Regions from separate parts of the Homo sapiens genome. Here region 1 is linked to region 2. A link is a loop called in an ENCODE intact Hi-C map of the cell type or tissue named here. Cell type or tissue: upper lobe of right lung. All regions are shown on one strand.

What was found. Hi-C counts contacts between places; a loop is a spot of excess contacts. Peaks named below come from ENCODE experiments on the same cell type or tissue, not always from the same donor. Only the 100,000 strongest peaks of a DNase experiment are listed, where the experiment ranks them.
Region 1: a loop joins it to region 2, with 4 times the contacts of the local background. A loop is called at or near these places in 21 of 110 quality-filtered maps.

The regions. Positions count from the first base shown.
Region 1 is chr12:38,303,552-38,306,051 of GRCh38, reverse strand. No RefSeq gene overlaps it. Among named protein-coding and RNA genes, the nearest start is that of ALG10B, 12 kb to the left of the region's middle. In upper lobe of right lung, no CTCF peak of the experiment used is centred here; no DNase peak of the experiment used is centred here.
Region 2 is chr12:38,157,907-38,160,406 of GRCh38, reverse strand. No RefSeq gene overlaps it. Among named protein-coding and RNA genes, the nearest start is that of ALG10B, 160 kb to the left of the region's middle. In upper lobe of right lung, no CTCF peak of the experiment used is centred here; a DNase peak (open chromatin) is centred at 1,116.

The DNA.
Region 1 (2,500 bases), 150 kb before region 2:
CAAGAATATTTATCTATTACATATTTTATGGTCCACAGTCATGCCCGTTAATCCCCTCTTTCAAGGTAATTCACATTAAACTAGGTAGCCAAAATGAATGTGGTTAGGTGAAATTTTTGTTTATTATACTTTAAGTTTTAGGGTACATGTGCACAACATGCAGGTTTGTTACATATGTATACATGTGCCATGTTGGTGTGCTGCACCCAGTAACTCGTCATTTAACATTAGGTATATCTCCAAATGCTATCCCTCCCCCTTCCCCCCACAGGTGAAATATTTTTATACACTCTTTTACAAGTACTTGTAGCCTGAATAAGAAAAACGGAATCTTTCCAAAGATGAGGACTGAGACTACTTCTAAATCAACAATTTATTCTGGTTTTGAAAATAAAACTGTGCTAATGGAAAGCATTGTTTTCCAGCATGAATTAAATTATTGTGGTCTATATTTCCTGATGAAGGAGTAGGTTCCTGGCAAAATTATGTTACATTTGCATTTTGATAGTTTTAGGCTGTTCCCTTCAAATTCAGAGAAATACAAATATATTATATTAGAGTATTCTTAAGAGAAATATAAGTATTCCATTATATTTTACCAGGCACATTCATGGGACATCCAATACAATCTATAATTTTTGTAAATCAAACAGCCAAGTAATGAAACATGTTATTTTCCAGAAAGTAGGATACATATATCTATTTCATCATTGATAAGCTTATTTCATTTCTCTAGCATGTAAACATTAAACTCTTAGAGTTGTGTTTATTACAAGAGGATTTTTTAATACCAACATGTGAAGCTTATATAAGATGAAGGTAAAATATTTAGATTGTTATCAATATAGTCTCAAGAGTAAAAGCTTTAATAAACAAACATGGATTTACAACACAAACAGCATGGGGATAATTTTTCAAATTACATAATGTTTTCATTGTTTGAAAGCAAAACAAGAACTACAACACCAAAAAGAATAAGGGTTCCTTTCCACAGCAAATGCCCTAGTTTAGTAAAAGAAAGATTCGATTGTTAAAATTAGAATTTGTGTATAAATTTGCAGAAACATATTTATTCTCTACAGTGAAGTTAGTAGATATGTAAAGACATTAATTAGTACCGATAACAACATGTATATTGTACCTTTGATGTTGTCTTAGTTTCCATAAAATCTGTTGTTTTGACAGTGTTCATTTAGCATGATTAATAAATCAAAATATTTTAACCTAAAAATTGATGGTCATTATTCATAGAACAACAATAATTAAAATTTGATTTGTTTATTTATGGTGAACATGGTGAAATAATTAGCTATGTGAAAAGCATTTATTTTAAATAGGTTCATGTATCTTTTGATAAACAAAAGATCTATACATTTTATCTCTGTCCCTAGTACATCTATTCCATCACAGAACTTCTTAGTTTGAAAACATAATTTATATACACAGTTTGCCTTTTAAACTGGAATTTCAATCTTTCAACAAGTGTTTATTAAGCACTAAGCACTAGGGAAAAAAGCAGTTAATACAACAGAAATAACTCCTTTTCTCATGGCCGGCCATCTACTATAGTGTTTCCTAAGCAGCAGCTTTTTTAGACATTGTCTAAAGGTACATAATTCTCTATAAAAATTTTAAAACACAACTTTCCACAATAATTAAAATGTATTTTATGCTGTCTAATATGATAACCACAGCCACATGCGACTAGGGTAGTTGAACAGAGACTTTAATTAAATTAATTAATTAATTTTTTTTTGAGATGGAGTCTCGCTTTGTTGCCCAGGCTGGAGTGCAATGGCTCCATCTCGGCTCACTGCAACTTCTGCCTTCTGGGTTTAAGCAATTCTTTTGCCTCGGCCTCTCGAGTAGCTGGGACTACAGGCCTGTGCCACCATGCCTGGCTAATTTTTGTATTTATAGTAGAGAGGTGTTTCACCATATTGGCCAGGCTGGTAATTTAATTAAATATTAACTTAAATATTAATTTTTTATATTAACTTCTCTTTAATGGCTAGTGGTTATTGTACTAGAAAATGCAGTGCTAGATGTTCTTAGAGTTGATACTGCAATGTGAACTAGCCACTTGTGTTTGATTTTATGTTTATACCCAGGCTGGCGATGTGTGGAGGCCCAATGATAACATGGCTGACCATCCTACTCATAAATGTTTCCCAATGCATAATTTGAATATTGAAAGATGGTGAGAGCTTTTGGGTATCATAAAACTATAGCAAATATGAACACTGGCCTCGTACAGTGGCTCACGTCTGTAAACCCAGCACTCTGGGAGGCTGAGGTGGGCAGATCGCTTGAGCTCAGGATTTTGAGAACAGTCTGGACAACATGGCAAAACCCCATATTTACCAAAAATACAAAAAATTACCCGGACATGGTGGTGCACCTATCTACTTGGGAGGCTGATGTGGGAGGATGGCTTGAGCCCAGGAGGTGGAGGTTGCAGTGAGCTGCGATCACACCACTGCAGTCCAGCCTGGGTGAC
Region 2 (2,500 bases):
TCATCCGTGGGAGGGCCCGGCCCGCCACTTTTTACCCCCTGCTGCCTCAACGTCACCTTCCAAGCCTGGCGTCCTCTTCCCTTCCCCTGGAGGCCTTCGTGCTGCTTTGGGGTGCCCCCTGTGGGCGAGACACACAACCTGGGTGCAAGCCAGGGACTCCGCGACCATCCCTGGCCCGGCGCAGGGGTGGCCATCCTTGGGACGACACCATCCCGCCACTTTTTTCCTTGGACTGTCTCCACTATCCCCTTCAACCCTGGCGTCCTGTACCCTTCCCCCAGTGGCCTTCTTGCCGCTTTGTGGTGCTCCCCGTGGGTGAGACACGCACCCGGGGTGCAAGACAGGGACTCCAGGACGCTCCCGGGCCCACTGCAGAGGCTGCTGGGAAGGCAGTGTCGTCCGTGAGAGGACCCCAGCATCCCCGCTTTTTTTCCCCGGGGCTGCCTCAACTTCCCCCTTCAAGACTGACGTGCTGTCCCTTTCCCCCGGGAACCTTCTTGCTGCTTTGTGGTGCCCGCCGTGGGCAAGACACTCACCCTGGGTGCAAGCCAGGGAATCAACAACCCCCGCATGCCCGGCAAAGGGGCTGCCGGTAAGGCACTGTCATTCGTGGGATCACCCCAGCCTCGCTGCTTTTTTCTCCAGGCTACCTAAACGTCCCCATTCAAGCCTGGCGTCCTGTTGCCTTCCCGCGGGGGACTTCTTGCCACTTTGGGGTGCCCCCCGTGGGCGAGACACGCACATTGTGTGCAAGACAGGGACTCCGCGACCCTCCCGGGACTGGCATAGGGGCTGTAGGGAAGGCACTGTCATCCGTGAAAGGACCCCAGCCTCGCCCCTTTTTTTCCTGGGCTGCCTCAACGTCCCCTTTCAAGTCTGGCATCCTGTTCTTCCCCCCCCGGGGCTTTCTTGCTGCTTTGGGGTGCCACCCGTGGGCGAGGCACGCACCCTGGGTGTAAACCAGGGACTCCAAGACCCCCAGGGCCAGGCGCAGGGGATGTCGGGAAGTCACTGTCCTCCGTGGAAAGTTTTTCCCTGGACTGCCTCAAAGTCCCCTTTCAAGCCTGGCATCCTGTTCCCTTCCCCCGGAGCCCTTCTTGCAGCTTTCGCGTGCACACTTAGGCGAGACACGCACTCTGTTGCAAGACAGGGACTCCAAACCCCCCCGCCTGGGCCAGGCTCAGGGGCTGCCGGGAAGGCACTGTGGTCTGTGGGACGACCACAGCCTAGCCGCTGTTTTCCTCTGGCTGGCCCAACGTCCCTCTTCAAGCCTGACATGTTGTCCCCTTCCCCCGGGGGCCCTGTTGCCACTTTCACGTGCACCCCGTGAGCAAGACAGGCACCCTGGGTCCAAGCCAGGGGCTCCACCGTCCACCTGGGTCCCACTCAGAGGCTGCCGGGAAGGCACTGTTCTCAGTGGAAATTTTTTCCCCGGACTGCCTCAACGTCCCCTTTCAAGCTCGGCGTCCTGTTCCCTTCCACTCGGGGACTTCTTACCGCATTGCGGTGCCCATCGTGGGCACGACACGCACCCCGGGTGCAAGCCAGGGACTCCACAACCACCCCAGGCCCGATGCAGGGGCTACCGGACAAGACACTGTTGTCCTTGGGATGACACCGGTCTGCCTCAACTCTACCTTTCAACCCTGGAGTCCTGTACCCTTCCCCTGGGGGCCTTCTTGCTGCTTTGTGGTGCCACTCGTGGGCGAGACACACAACCTGGGAGCAAGCCAGAGACTCCACGACACCTCTGGGCCCACTGCAGAGGCTGCCAGGAAGGCGGTGTCATCCGTGGGAGGACCCCAGCTTCACCACTTTTACCCCGGGGCCGCCTCAACCTCCCCTTCAAGCCTGACGTGCTCTCCCTTCCCCCGGGAATCTACTTGCCGCTTTGGGGTGCCCCCTTGAGCGAGACACGCACCCTGGGTGCAAGCCACGGACTCCAGGACCACCCTGGCCCAGCGAAGGGGCTGCCAGGAAGGCACTGTCGTTTGTGGGAGAAACTCAGCGTCGCCGTTTTTTTCCACGGGCTACCTCAAAGTCCCCCTTCAAGTCTGAGGTGCTGTCCCCTTCCCCCAGGGGCCTACTTGCCGCTTTGGGGTGCCTCCCATGGGCGAAACACGCACCCTGGGTGCAAGATAGGGACTCCACGATCCCCCCGGGCCCAGCGCAGGGACTGCCAGGAAGGCACTGTCATCCGTAGGAGGAACCCGACTAGCCGCTTTTCTCTCTGTGCTGCCTCAGCATCCCCATTAAAGCCTGGCCTTCTGTGGCGTTCGCCCGGCGGCCTTCTTGCCACTTTGGGGTGCCCCCATGGGTGCGACCCGCACCCTCGGTGCAAGCCAGGGACTCCACGACCACCCCGGGCCTGACGCAGGGGCTGCTGGGAAGGCACTGTCGTCCATGGGACGACCCCAGCCTGCCACGTTTTTCCCCGGACTGCCTCAACTATCCCTTTCAACCCTGGCGTCCCATACCCTTCCCCCGGTGGCCTTCTTGC